Regions from separate parts of the Homo sapiens genome. Here region 2 is linked to region 1. The links are chromatin contacts, found by Hi-C in ENCODE. All regions are on one chromosome and are shown on one strand. The core of a region is the stretch at or near the end of the contact, and the rest is flanking DNA. Distances in the headings are between cores, read along the strand shown. Region 1 overlaps THRB (thyroid hormone receptor beta). Region 2 overlaps RARB (retinoic acid receptor beta).

Region 1 (7,579 bases), core at 3,312-5,811:
ATAGCTGGTAAGCGTCAAAGCCAAGAACCAATGGTCATCTGTTCTAAACATTCTCCTATGTGTTTACTAAGTGCTGGGCAAAATCCCTAAGATACGATGCAGCAGGCCAGCTGTGTAAGGTGAGGCCTTTGGGGATATCTTGATAGCCTATGATCATTACGTCATTCACACATTTGTCTAGATTTGGCTGGAAACTCTTTGTAGTTTAAACCTACGCTCAGGGTCAGCCCTTGACAAACAGTGAGATAGGTGACATTTGTCTTTAGAGCCTTGACAATGAAGTGAGTGCTGCTCACAACCTGACAAGCTGCACAGTATTACTTGTTACTTGGCAGTCCTGCTCCTTATTATTATTCTTTTCCTTCTCTCTTATCCCTTGCTATCCTTACCCTGTTCATGGCCTCCTTCTAGTCCCATTCTTTCCATTGTCTTTATTGGACCCTGCCAAGAGTAAAAGGAATCTTATCCAATTCATCCATTTGGAGAAGCTAATGACTTGATAAGATATTCAGCCAGTAAGTTTGCGTTTTGAAAGACCACAGTGGGGCCAGGTGCGGTGGCTCGTGCCTGTAATCCCAGCACTTTGGGAGGCCAAGGTGGGCGGATCACGAGTTCAGGAGATCGAGACCATCCTGGCTAACACAGTGAAACCCCATCTCTACTAAAAATACAAAAAGTTAGCCGGGCGTGGTGGCGGGCGCCTGTAGTCCCAGATACTCGGGAGGCTGAGGCAGGAGAATGGCGTGAACCCGGGAGGTGGAGCTTGCAGTGAGCCGAGATTGCGCCACTGCACTCCAGCCTGGGCGACAGAGTGAGACTCCGTTTCAAAAACAAAACAAAACAAAAAAACAAACAAAAAAAAGAAAGACCACAATGGAAGGGCAATGATAGAATTATAAGCATTCAGGGCAACTTGTAGGAGATGTCCTGGGGAAGGGAAAGACTGAATTCCAGTGATCACCTACGATGTCTTTGTAAGGCTGACCCTCCCAATAATACCTTTCCAACTTCAGTGCTAGGTACATTAGCAATCCACTTGTATCTGATTTTGTCTGAAAACTACCTGATGGAAGAGTCAAGGGATTTGGCTATTACATCTGTTCTGCCTGCGTCCGTAATATTCCTGGCTTTAGAAACTTCAATCCTGCCAGCCACAATATAGTGATTATTCTGACGTGGGCATTCTGCATTCCTAATGTCCAATGTGGTTCTCATAGTCTTTCTGGCTCATTGTAAGAAAAATAACTCCCATCTATTGAGCACTCACTGTGTCCCATGAGATCATTTAAGAGCTTGTTTCTTTCCACAATTCTGTGAAAGAGGGTCCACATTTTACAGACGAGAAAACTGAGGCTCAAACAAAGTGACTTGCCCAAGTTTCAATGGCTGGTAAATGGCAGCACCAGAATATGACCTCGGACTGTATAAGTAGATACGTGCTGACCTCTACTGCTCCCATCACAGCAAGTCTGACCACCCTGCATCTTTACCTGACAGTAGAGCAGTATTTCCTCTGCAGTTTCAAATTCTTTCCTTTGGGTCTGGAATGTTCTTACCCTTTAAAGTCATAGGGGATTATAACTGTAGAGAGCTCTGACCCTGGGGCCAGATTGCCTGAGTTAGAATTCCAGTTCAGCTACTTCATTTTCCCCTTGATTTCTTATTTAAAGTTTTAAATTTTAAAAGAGTCTGAGAAAAAAAATACTTTGGTTGTTGCTATGGACTTTTTTTTCAACTGTTTATGCCTCTACTAGAGCTGTGCACATGATGTTTTGTTTGGCGTCCCTTCATTTATTTTTATATAGTTCAATGTATTTCAAGGTCAGAAAGGGTGGCAAAAACTGGAGGAGGTGGGCACAAGGCTAAGAGGTGTGTTTATATTCTAAGAACAGTTATCATTGTTTAGTCTCTCCTAAGTGTCAGGCACTATGTTGGGGGCTTTATACATATTATCTTTCATCTTTTTTCTTTTCTTCTTTTTCTTTTTTCTTTTCTTTTTTTTTTTTTTTTGAGACAGAGTCTCACTCTGTCGCCCAGGCTGGAGTGCAATGGCGCTATCTTGGCTCACTGCAACCTCTGCCTCCTGGGTTCCAAGCGCTTCTCCTGCCTCGGCCTCCTGAGTAGCTGGGATTACAGGCACACGCCACCATCCCCAGCTAATTTTTTTTTGTATTTTTTGTAGAGACAGGGTTTCATCATGTTGGCCAGGCTGGTCTTGAAACTCCTGACCTCAAGTGATCCACCTGCCTCGGCCTCCCAAAGTGTTGGGATTACAGGTGTGAGCGACGGCGCCTGGCCTTTCATCTTTTTTTTTTTTTTTTTTAAATTAAATCCTTCATTGAAATATCTTTCATCTTTACAACAAATCTGAAAGCTAGATATTATTCCTCTGTTTAAAACTAAATGGACTGAGGGTTACAGAGGTTAAAAAATTTTCCCTGAGCTGATGATTTAAAGAGCAAGAAATAAACTGAAGCCTAACTGTAAAGCATATGATAATAACATTAAACAAATTTATGCACATCATTATTCATTAATACATTCATTAATATTTATTAATACGTTCTTGTAAAGATTTTTGAATGTGGTTGCATATGGAGTTAATCCTTCTTATTCCGCCCTTTTCTAAGGTATCTACTGAAACAAGTTTGATGTATATCTGGGAACTTTTTTCTGTGCACATTTGTAAACACACAATTATATAGACTTTTAACGTTATAAATGGGATTACACTATTCTTAATGCATGCTTACTTTCAATAAGTATTCCTAAAATCACTTCTTTTAAAAAAGCCTGTTTTTAATTTTTCTGGTGAATGCTTTGGATGTACCACAATTTATTGGAACATTCCCCAGTGGACAGACATTTAGATCGCTTCCAGTTTATCAGTAACAAAAAACAAAGATGCAAAGAACATGTTTGAACAGACTTGTGCCCTGTGTAAGTATTTCCCTGGGACAGAGTATGATGAGAGGTATGGTTGGGTACGTCTGCATCCTTTGGCGTGACAGACACTGTTCAGTTGGCCTTGGAAAGCGTGGGGTGGTCCATCCTCTGCTCTGTGTGCATCTCAACGAAAACTGAAGTTAGATGAACCAGGGCCTTGAATTTCTGATATCTACCTCCCTTTGACATTGCTGTTTCCAGTTTTTTGTTTTTTCTTCCCTCCAATCTCGTGAGTAGCTTTTCTCCCCCTTGGCTTTCTATTTCTGTCTGCCCCAGTATACGTATGGGGTACTCGTCCCTGCCTTTGAAGTATCAAATCACACAGCTATCTGACATATGCCCACAGTGGGGAGAGAGCCATCGTTCTCATGTTGATTGCTAAGGTTCCCAGAGTGCCCTTGAGGTATAAGAATCACTGGCACTCTCAGTTGGGACTGCAGATCCTGATGTATGATGAGTGGGGCAGAGTAGAGAGCAGAGATGGATGGAGCAGATGGTAGTACTGGCGGAAGGGCACAAGCTTTTTAATCCTCCACCTTTTAAAATACTCATTCACCTGGAGATGCCCTTGTATTTTACTTAAGGACAAAGATAGCAATCATCTGCTGAAAATGTGAATGTCTAACATGAAGGATTATAATGCACACAATGACTTGCATTTATGTCTCCAACTTTTAAGACACTTTGTTATTTTGGTAAATGAGAATGGCACATCATTTGAAATTGTCATCACTGATTTGATTCATTTTTTTTGTCTTTATGAAGAGCATGAATTAATAGTTTTCCCCTTTGCTGACATAAGATATTGTTTAAAAAATTACTTTAACTTGTCTAAATCTTGAGGACTGGTTTAATAAAGTATGATACATCTATAAAGAAGAATAATCTATAGCCAATGAAAGTCAGGACTCAGAATATTTAATGACATGGGAAAATGTTCATGATATATTGCTAGGCATTAAAAGCTGGTTAAAATGGTATGCCTAGTATGATCCCAGGTTTATAAAAAATACACATGCACAGAGAAAAGACTGAAATGTAATAAGAATGTGCAGTGCTTACCCTTGGGGAATAGAACTTCAACTGATTTTAAAACATTATTTGCAATTTTAAAAATTTGTAGAAATTTTTTTTCTACCATGAACATATATAGGCTTTTATAATGAGAGGAAGTAACTTGTTCTTAAAATTATTTTAACTGATTCCCTCTTGCCTTCCTGGGTATCTGAGAATCAGTTTTAAAAATATTAAGCACAGAGACATTTCTGTGAGATCACTGATGGCTGCTCTCCTTTTTCTGAGTCCACCAGGGAGGTGGGTGAGTCCCTGCCTTGTTTCTCCCCTTGGGTTTCACTGTTTCAGGGAGGTCCCTGATTGACATAAAAGTGTAAAGGCCTGACTGCCTGGGTTCAGCAGGGCTGGTTAGGTCCAGCTCCAGGGATCCATGCATCCGTCTAGAGCCCATCCTTGTGGGACTGGGGAGACCCTGTGGTTCCCAGAGAGAAGTACAGTAGGGCATGAGAGGGTAGAGGGGTGAAGCCTTGTAAGACTTCAGGGGAGGATCAGGGCCCCAGTCAAACAGTGTGGGGTTCTCAGAAGGGCTCAAGTCCCAGGGTGATCTGTTATTAGGCAGTGACTAAGCAGACCTTCCAGCTGGCAATTGAGATAAGCTAGGCCCAAAGACAGGCCCAACCAAGAATGGAGGGACTCAAGTGGCTCCCCACGTGCAGTCAGGGAAGGGAAGAAAAATGCACATTTCCTAAGTGCCCACCAGGTGGCAGACCCTTTCCTGTGCAACGAGTTGAAGAGTATTTTCAAGCTCGTCATGATACCCAGGTATTAAGAATCTGCACTGGGCTGGCAAGAACATAGAAGGCTGGGCCCCTCTCTAGAGATTCACTAGTCTGGGTGGGGCCTGAGAATCTTATTTCTACCAAGCTCCAGGTTCTCCTAGTGCCACTGATTGGTACTACCACACTTTCAGTAGCACTGGATATATCGTCTCAGACTGGGAAGGGAGGAGGAGGACAAGGAGTAGGATGTGGTCCTTATGGCTGAGCAATTGGTTCAAATTGTGATTAAAGTGCCAAGGAAGTGTGGCATGGAAAGAGCGGGTGTGGGTGGGTGGGGTGAGTTGCAGAAGGGAATGGGTCACTTGCTCCTGGTTAAAATAGCCTCTGATACTCCAGCAGATTCAACAGAGATCTGTTGTGAGATCTGCAACAGAATGTAAGGGCTCTTCCATAGCTCTCATTCTAATTAAATGTGTTACCAATTAATTCACTTAGGATGCTTACAGCAGACAGAAGCATAGGTATATGCAGGTTAAAATAAAAGCAGTAAGGCCGGGTGCAGTGGCTCATGCCTGTAATCTCACCACTTTGGGAGGCTGAGGTGGGTGGATCACCTGAGCTCAGGAGTTTGAGACCTGCCTGGCCAACATGGCGAAATCCTGTCTCTACTAAAAATACAAAAATTAGCTGGGCATGTGGTGCATGCTTGTAATCCCAGCTACTCAGGAGGCTGAGGCAGGAGAATTGCTTGAACCTGGGAGGTAGAGGTTGCAGTGAGCCGAGATTGCGCCACTGCACTCCATCCTGGGCAACAGAGCAAGACTCCATTTCAAAAAAAAAAAAAAAAAAAAAAAGCAGTATTCAGAACAAAATGAAAAACAAAACCTTAGATAGCTACCCAAAACCCTAAAGAAACAATATTTAGAGTACTATCAACTATTTGAAGTGAAAGACTATTTTAAAAATCTGGTCCATTATGGAGCAATACATGGTTCTACTGCACAGGACTTTTACATAGTTCAAACCACATGTGACTGACCAGGCAAGTTTGACAATCCCCAACTAACTGTCTATATCCTGTTCAGTGAAATGAATTCACTGATCATGCATTTGGATGCCAGTGGCAATGTCAAACTGCTATAAAAGTTCCTAAAGCTTACTCTCAGTTTCTGTATTTGCATCAATAGAAATGGTAATAACCACTTTGCAGAAGAGTGCCAGTCCCCAAACCACGCTTAGAAGTGCACTGGTCTAGCCTGGCTAGATGACTGATCTGGCAGATGGGCTCACTGCACAGCTTCAAGGAAGTCAATTTGTTCTTTGGATCCTGTTGTGCAGAATTAACTTTTGTATCCTCAGGACTATTTTGTTCGTATCATTTCTACATGGGGTCCTTGGAATAGGGCTAGTTGGATGTCCTTTTGGCCCTGCTGCCATTTTCTTATGCTTGGACATCAAGGGCAATATCCTGTATACAGTAGGCACTCAATAAACACCGATGAGTGAATGCATAGATTACTAGCCCAAGACTGAGATGTCAAGCATTCTTGTGGGATACACAGCCATCTAGGAAATAAATGCCCAACATGGATGAACATCAAAATATAACTCTCTTCATAGTAACTATATAGAGCTGACAAGCAGAGCAGATGGAGAACCAACTCTATAAGGAAAGACTGTATAATCTTGTTGCTGTCCTGGACTCACTGCTGCCTCACTCAACACATGTGCCCATTTTGAATGAATGGTATTTATAAGTTTCTTGGACCAAGATGACACAGGTTTCCTGGTGGCATTTTTATGCTGAACCAAGGCATTGCCTCATGCCTATGTCAAGGTGGACCCTGGTGGTTACTCTGGAAAACATGGGAGAGTTATTTTAGCTGTTTTCCTGTTAATATTAGGATCTTGAGGAAGGACTTTAATAATTTAATTATATTTTCTCATTACATCTCTGACTTTCAGTGAAAAAGAGTTGAATGAATGCAAAATAAATTATCAACTCTAACGTCCCTGAAGCCTCATGTCCTACCCCACATCTATCTGAAATTCTCCTCTTGCTTCATTTCTTACCAGGCTCACAGCATAGTTCAAAGTATTTATATGACTTAATAATGCATACCTAATAATAAGGATCACAATAATAATGACAGTTGCTATTCAGAGAGCACTATAAGTCAGGTACTTTGCTAAATGCTTAAATACATCATCTTATTTAATTGTATTAACAATCTTATAAGTTTGCTCAAGGACAGAAAGTAGAAAGGCTAGGATTCTAGCTCAAATAGATCAGTCTCAAATATTTGTGGTCTTAACCACTCTACTAAGCATCTTGTATTCAAACAGAGACTGTTTCCTTTTGCTTTTAAGATGCATAGATTTATTTTAAATGATTGATAGAGACATAGATGGACTCTATGAATGAATAAATGAATGAATATTGGTATCAATTGTGAGTGAATCAAATTGGGTTTATGACATTATTAGATCACAAGGATGCTAGAGTTTTCTGTTGGCGTTTCACCGTAAACTGACATGGTTTTAGTGCCAGCCCATACAATGTTGAGATACAATCTGGCCACATACGCTAAGAGTAAATCTCAATTGTATTGCAAACAAATGTATTTTGCGCACGCACACACGTGCACACACACACACACATACGTCCTACATCCTGACTCCTTTGAAAAACTTTATTTTGCTTTTTTTTCTATATAGCCCTTTCAATTTCTCAGATCTCCTCAAATATATATATATATATATATATATATGAGAGAAAGAGAGTCCAAATACAAACCTTTCCAAAGGGACATGTATAGTTTTGACTGCACTCAAATCAG
Region 2 (7,579 bases), core at 2,492-4,991, 1.3 Mb after region 1:
AGGAGTTCAAGACCAGCCTGGCCAACATGGTGAAACCCTGTCTATACTGAAAATACAAAAAATTAACCTGGCATGGTGGGGGCACGCCTGTAGTCCCAGCTACTCGAGAGGCTGAAGCAGGAGAATTGCTTGAGCCCAGGAGGCAGGGGTTGCAGTGAGCCGAGGTCGCGCCACTGCACTCCAGCCTGGGTGACAGGGTGAGACTCCTTCTCAAAAAAAAATAATAAGGAATATCAGAGAGCAATAATAATTGCCTCTCAAAGTCCACAGTGAGAGTTATTATTTATAAATTGTCAGGAGTTCTCTAAACAAGAACAAAAAAGCAATTGGAGCGAAAAGATGGCTGGAATTGTGTCATTTTGGACGTTGAAAGCTGGGAACAGTTACAACTGAAATATTAAATGGGACATGAAATATTAAGTGACATACCAGGTTTATTGCATATATGACCATGAGAGTGCATTTCATTTTGTCTTATGGAGCTCTAAAAAAATCCATGTAATGGATTAAAGGTATTAAAACTCCCATATTCTCCCTGGCTCTACGCCAGGGAACAAAGCATGATAAATAATCCCAATAGACAGAATATGTGGGAAGGAATTTTAAAATGTATTTATGGCGGACATATTGACCTCCCTAACTAATAAAAATGTATACATGAGGTTTTGAAGAAAATGTGTAGCCCTTACAACACACTGTAGTGTTAGTATCTTTAAAATATTACCCACGTCTCTGTGACATATGGCTGTCATCCTCTGTCTTTACCCTGGAAGTGAGGAAATGCATGAATTTTATAGTAACATGTACAGTCACTGTTAGGAGGAATAGTTTTTATTTCCTTTATCTTAAAGCTGGGCTGAAAACTACACCAAATCTGGATTTTGTAAATAAAGCTTTCTTGGAATGTGTCACACCTATACATTTACATTTTGTCTGTGACTGCCTTCCCCCATGGGGGGCAGAGTTGAATGACTGTGACAGAGACCAGACAGCCCACAAAGCCTAAAGTATTTCCTATCTGACCATTTACAAAATTTGCAGACCCTGCCTTAAAACATTAAAAAATGGGCCGGGCGCAGTGGCTCACGCCTGTAATCCCAGCACTTTGGGAGGCCGAGGCGGGCAGATCAAGAGGTCAGGAGATTGAGACCATCCTGGCGAACACGGTGAAACCCCATCTCTACTAAAAATACAAAAAATTAGCCGGGCGTGGTGGCAGGCGCCTGTAGTCCCAGCTACTTGGGAGGCTGAGGCAGGAGAATAGCGTGAACCCGGGAGGCGGAGCTGGCAGTGAGCCGAGATTGCACCACTCCACTCCAGCCTGGGTGACAGAGCCAGACTCCGTCTCAAAAAAAAAAAAAAAAAAAAAAAAAAAAATTAAAAAATGAATAGGACTGTTAGGAATATAAATGTGTACTTGGTTTCTCATTTATACTAATCTTGCGTGTGGATTCAGGGGATGAACTCACTTTCAGTTCATTTCCTAACTGTGTGACCTTGGCCAAGTCATTTAACTTCTCTAAGCTTCAGTTTCCTCAGGTGAATAACAGAGATTTAAAAAAAGAAAAAAAAAAACTGATCGTGTTAATAATCCTTGCTCTTCACACTTTTGTTAGGAGGCAGCAAATGGGGTAATGTGTGTGAAAACACCCCTCAAGTTGTCCCCCGCCATATAAAGTGTGCTGTTGGCAGATTCTGCTGAACTGGCTGAAAGTATTTATTTCACATCACATGTAAGGATTTGTATGCAGATTTCATTTTTTTAATTCTTTTTTTTTTTAACCAACACTGATTGAACTTTTGATATGTACTGGACACTCTTTTAGCCCTGAGTATTTAAAGTCAAGGCCGCCAAAATCTTTGTGTATGCTAGTAACACACCCACTCATGACAGCCTCTGACCCCCATCAGATCCTTTTTCTAGCTGGGGCCATGTTTGCCTTGTGGCATTTTTCAGTTGTCTGTTTGCGTGGGCAGGAGATAGTGTATTCTAACTTCTTTATAAACCAGCATGTATCAAGGGGTCTGGTCCCTGGCAGGTGCTCAATAAATGTTTGTCAGCAGTTGATGTTGCTGACTGATAATCACTGCCTTCTGCTCCCCAAACCACCTTGGTCCTTGCAATGATTTGGGACTTTGGGTTTTGAACAGCAATTGAAGGCTCTCCAATGAGAGATCGCTGTGGTAAAGAGGGGTTTAAAGAAGCCATTTCTGAGGGGGCTAGGCAGCCTGGATTGGGGATTGGCCAGGAAATCCTACGAGGAATGAGAGCACTTCTGATTAATGCCTGTGGGCCTGGGAAGGAAAGGACAGCTGAGAGAGGGAAAACTGACATGACTTGCTTTCCTCACATTAGTTTTTAGAGAATCTCTTAGGTACATCAGAAGGGAAAATTATTTTGAGAGGGAAAATGGAAGTGAAGGTCACCAAATCAAGATGGGGAAAGAAGGGAAGGTGAATAGCATTGAGATTCATCAGCATAAGCATGATACAATAATGATAATAATTGCTTGTGTAACACTATTATGTGGCAGGCATTGTGCAAAGTACTTTAAAATGATGTTATTTAATGCTCACAATGATGCAATGAAGAATATACTATCATTTTATACAAGCAGAAATTGAGGCTCAGAGAGGTTAAGTAACTTTCCAAAAGTCACACAGCCAGTAAGTAGGAGAGTGAGGATTTGAATCCAGGAAGGCCGACTCCCGAGTTCATACTTCCAACCATATGCCTCAGACAACTTGCCTATAAAGGTGGACAAGTTTCGGGAATATCAAAAAAAGACCTGAACCTTGGGGGACTGCTCTCAATTGGAAGGTTGGTGAAAATGTCTTTGAATTATTTTTTCAAGATTTTCTTAACATTTTTAAAAAAGAAATAATGCTAAAGCACTTTGAAACTCTTAGCTTTCTCATACCTAGGAATCACTGCTCTGAAGGAAAAAAAATAACCAACAATGTAGCATTCCTGTAGTTTGAACAGTTCTATATAGAAACTTGAGAATCTTTTCTTTCTTTTTGTTTTTTGAGACAGAGTTTCACTCTTGTTGCCCAGGCTGGAGTGCAGTGGTATGATCTCGGCTCACCACAATCTCTGCCTCCCAGGTTCAAGCAATTCTCCTGCCTCAGCCTCCCGAGTAGCTGGGATTGCAGGCATGCACCACCACACCCAGCTAATTTTGTATTGTTAGTAGAGATAGGGTTTCTTCATGTTGGTCAGGCTGGTCTCAAACTCCCAGTCTCAGGTGATCCGCCTGTCTTGGCCTCCCAAACTGCTGAGATTATAGGCGTGAGCCACCGTGCCCGGCCGAGAATCTTTTCAAATGAAATATCAAGTGCATCCTTTGAACTGATGCATTATGTATTAGCCAAGTAGAGGGCACAGTAAGGATGTTCAGTGTCTACTTCAAGTTACTCCTCTCACCCCCCTCCACCCCCGCAATCCCCAGACATCTTGGGAAAAGAGTCATTCAGCCCCTCATTTGGGGCGTGCTAGTTCTGTAGACAGTGACAGAAAAGCTATTGCACAACCAATTCTGGATATTGGGTTCATTCTTGTGCCAAATAAATTTTGGTTAAGGGAGTATATGTGGCCTTCAGGTGAGGGAAGGAGAACCTGCGTAGGGGCTGGGGGCTCAGAGTCCTCTCCTCCTCTGCCTCCCCGAAGAGCCCTGGAGCTGGTGGTTGTGCAGACTCCATTTGGCCTGAGTGACTGCTCCTGACAGTGTTCAGCCACACGCCGTTGGACTGCCGCCAGAGGCCTTTGGAATCTTGGTCTTAGCTGCTGCCATTCTCCCTGCTGAGGGCTGGGTTCTCAGCAGGGAACATGCAGAAGGGGTTAGTGAGTGTGTTTGTGTGTGCCTTCTAATTCCTGTGTTTGCTTCTGGGGGACTTTCCTATTTTATTGCTCTGACTGGAAAGAAAACAGGGCATTATTTCTGTCTCCTTAACTTCTTTCTTTTGAATTTTCCAGTTTTACTTTTGTTCTTTATGCTGGGTTAACTGTGTGTCTGTCTGTCTGACTTAGACGTACCCTGCATACTCTAAAACTTCCTGCCAGGGACAGCTGCTTGTGACAGGAGTTCTGCACAGTCCTAAGAGGGGATGTCATAGTCTTCTCTCAACATGGGGGTCAGACCCATTCCCTTGAACTTAAGACCATTTAAGTTCAAATCCATGCTTTTTATTTAGCAGCTGTATGGCCTTGAACAAGTTACCTAACCACATTATACCTCTGGTTTCTTCTTGCCTGTCAAAAAGAAATAGTAAAACTAGACTAGCAATCTCTTTCTCTCTCTCTTTTTTTTTTTTTTAGACGGAGTCCTGCTGTGTTGCCCAGGCTAGAGTGCAATGGTGCGATCTCGGCTCACTGCAACCTCCACCTCCTGGGTTCAAGCAATTCTCCTGCCCCAGCCTCCCGAGTAACTGAGATTACAGGCGCACGCCACCACAAATTTTTTTTGTGTGTATTTTTAGTAGAGATGGGGTTTCACTACGTTGGCCAGGCTGGTCTCAAACTTCTGTCCTCAAGTGATCCACCCGCCACAACCTCCCAAGTGCTGGGATTACAGGCTTAAGCCACTGCGCCTGGCCAAGACTAGCTCTCTTATTGGGTCACTCTGGGGATCAGATGTACTAATAGATGAAAAATGCTTAGAGTAGAGTGAAGGAGCATGACTAGCCTACAGTATATGCTCCATGAGTGTTAGTGATTACTATTGTTGAAATGTTTGACTAGACTCTGGAGATGGTTCTGTTGTTTTCTGTGGTGACCATATTAGTCGCATTATTGATACGGACTTAATCCACTTTTCCCCAGATAATAAATAATAATTAATAAATTTCTAATAATAAAGCATTAGCTATTATTTTTACATGTTTTTATACTTTTTATAGTTTACAAAGTGTAAATCCTGCAATGTAGTAAGCGTGGTTGTCATCTCAATTTTTCTGAGGATCAGGAAGGATAAGTGACTGCTAGTAAGAGGCAGAATTAGGAACTGAGCTCATACCATCTGCATTGTAGGACTCTGCAGTTTCCATTTCTCCAGAGCTGTAGTATTTTCTTTGTTGTCCCCACTCTTTGGTCCCAGAGTCTCCCCACCAGTAGTATCCTCAGCCTAGATCAGTGTTTTTCAACCTCAGCACTATCTATAATTGGGGCCAGATAATTCTTTGTTGTGTAGGAGGGGCCTGTCCTGGGCATTGTGAGATGTTTTGTAGCATCCCTGGCCTCTACCTACTAGATGCCAGGAGCAGCCCCCAATTGTGACAGCCAGAAATGTCTCCTGATGTTGCAGAATGTCCCGTGAGAGACAAAATGGTGCTGGCTAAAAACCCCTACCCGGCCGGGTGCGGTGGCTCACGCCTGTAATCTCAGCACTTTGGGAGGCCAAGGAGGAGGATCACCTGAGGTCAGGAGTTCGAGACGAGCCTGGCTAACATGGTGAAACCCGGTTTCCACTAAAAATACAAAAAAATAGCCGGGCGTGGTGGCGCACATTTATTAATTCCAACTACTTGGGAGGCTGAGGCAGGAGAATCTCTTGATCCCGGGAGGCGGAGGTTGCAGTGAGCTGAGATCGTGCCATGGCATGGCTGCCCATGCCAGGTTGGGCAACAAGAGCAAAACTCCATCTCAGAAAAAAAACAAAAAAAACCCTGCCCTAGATTAAGGAAGGTGGAAGGGAAATGTGTTTGTGGGAGGAGGGGAAAAGTGGAGGTGAAGGTTGGCTATCATTTATTGAGCACTTACTGTGTGTCAGGCAAATTGCAAACGTTGTCTCTGGTTTACCAACAGAAATCAGGATTATCTGCATTTTCAGCAAAGAAGGACTAGGGCTCAGAGAAATAAAACTCTATGGCCATTTGTAAGTGGCAGAAGAGAGATTCAAATTCAGGTCCACCTGGCAGCAAAGCTTACCACTTTCCCGTCACCTCCTCCACACAATTTTATGCAGGCTCATGGCATTTTCTTTCTTTTTAGGAACCAAGAAAACCCACACAGTGAGGATTAAATCGGTTTCAAAGTTATTTTGAGGCTGTTCATATGGTGCATACCTGTAAGAAACAAAACAGAAAAATTTCTTTGCAGCAAAATTCTGAGTAAGCCAAGCATTATTTTATTGAGAAAAAGAGGGTTTTGGCTAAATTCTAGTGTAATCAATCATACTTGAACTTCCTTAGATCTTAGACGAGTGGCAAGGTATGTGACAAAGCATAATTTCATTGTTGTCTTCCAAGTATTTCCCTTTTGGTTTTCTGTCAGACTGGTACTAATGTGGTTTTCAAATAGATATATAGTACATAAGCAACGAATGTGTGTGTGGATATCTGAAATGAATGTGAATGTGTGTATCTGAAATGATATACATGTTAATGCTCCTGTTTTAATCTACTCTGTGTGCAGGAAATTCGATCAGATAAAATAATGTCATTTATTAGTGTGATAGTTCCTTTTGTAAATATTATGGGAATCCCGATAGAAGATAGAAGTGAAATATGGAACTGAGTGAGTTGATGTTGAGAAAAACTCTTCAGGGGACCTCAATATTGCAAAGCAATTAGCTTCGTCTACACATGACTCCCGAGACCTGTTCTAGCATTTGTTCACTTAATGCAGTTTCATTTCTGATGCCTCCACGTTCAGATCATTAATAAGCAGTTAGATGTGTCGGCCTGTTAAGTGACTGTAAGAGAGGATTTATTTGAACACTGGCATAAGCTATCTTAGTATGTCCTAGAAAATAGTGATAGAAAACGTGTTTAAAATGTCATGCAAAACAACCTATGAGATATTTTTGAATATATTCCTTGTGGTGAGAACACATATTATCAAAATGAAATGTTGGTGTTGAACGTGTCATGGTACCTTATGAAAATATGACAGCACTTCCCGTGGTAAAAGCCAGTCCCAGGAATAACTTCTATTGCTGGCCGTAAGCCCAGACAGGTGTAGCTACAACACAGAGTGATTAGTGGGTCCTGAGTCTTACTCTCTTTCTAAGGCCCAAACTATCTTGTCAAATTTAACCATATCTTGAATGGAATCAGTGTTTGGAAAGTTATAACCGTGAGTTAAAAGCAAGAGAATTACAAAGTTCTGCACTTCTCAAATTTGAGTAAGTAGGCCTGACCAGAGCAAACCCTGTGACCTTCCCAGACTAGGAAACAAATCAGGGAGATGGAAAATGAGAATTTAAAAAGCGGGGGGGGTTTGGTGAGATAATAGTAAACATATTAAGTCATTTACATCTCATTTATAAAGTCTGAAAGGATTGTTGTGTTTTAAATTTCCTAATTCTAAGGTGCTCAGTTCTCCCTCTCCTCATGGTATGGGGGAAGGAGTAAATGAACTAATGTCTATTAAGCACTTTGCATGGTCCCTAACACAGTAGGCGCTCAGTAAATAGTAATTACTATTAGTTCAGGCTCTTCTGGTACAACTTTGAACACACTGCCAACTAAAAGCCACTGCCAAAGTTCTGTGAGAGTGAACGAAGACTTCTGGTTTATGGTAAGCATAAACACACACAGCCTGAAGATCTTAATGCATTAAGTACTTAACAAGGTGGAG

What was found. A loop is a pair of places that touch in the nucleus more often than their neighbours do.
Region 2: a loop to region 1 is called in a map with no recorded cell type, with 5 times the contacts of the local background. The contact joins two enhancer-like sites. A Hi-C loop is called at or near these places in 1 of 37 single-sample maps with no recorded cell type.

The regions. Positions count from the first base shown.
Region 1 is chr3:24,181,375-24,188,953 of GRCh38, forward strand. All of the region lies in intron 5 of THRB (thyroid hormone receptor beta), which reads right to left. All of the region lies in intron 3 of THRB-AS2 (THRB antisense RNA 2), which reads left to right. Among named protein-coding and RNA genes, the nearest start is that of THRB-AS2, 34 kb to the left of the region's middle. Within about 2 kb of position 4,562, at least 5 of the 41 ENCODE cell types and tissues checked have a DNase peak (open chromatin) inside an H3K27ac peak, as active enhancers do.
Region 2 is chr3:25,445,455-25,453,033 of GRCh38, forward strand. The region is part of intron 1 of RARB (retinoic acid receptor beta); the gene reads left to right. Among named protein-coding and RNA genes, the nearest start is that of RARB, 21 kb to the left of the region's middle. RefSeq lists an enhancer at 4,961-5,461. Within about 2 kb of position 3,742, at least 20 of the 41 ENCODE cell types and tissues checked have a DNase peak (open chromatin) inside an H3K27ac peak, as active enhancers do.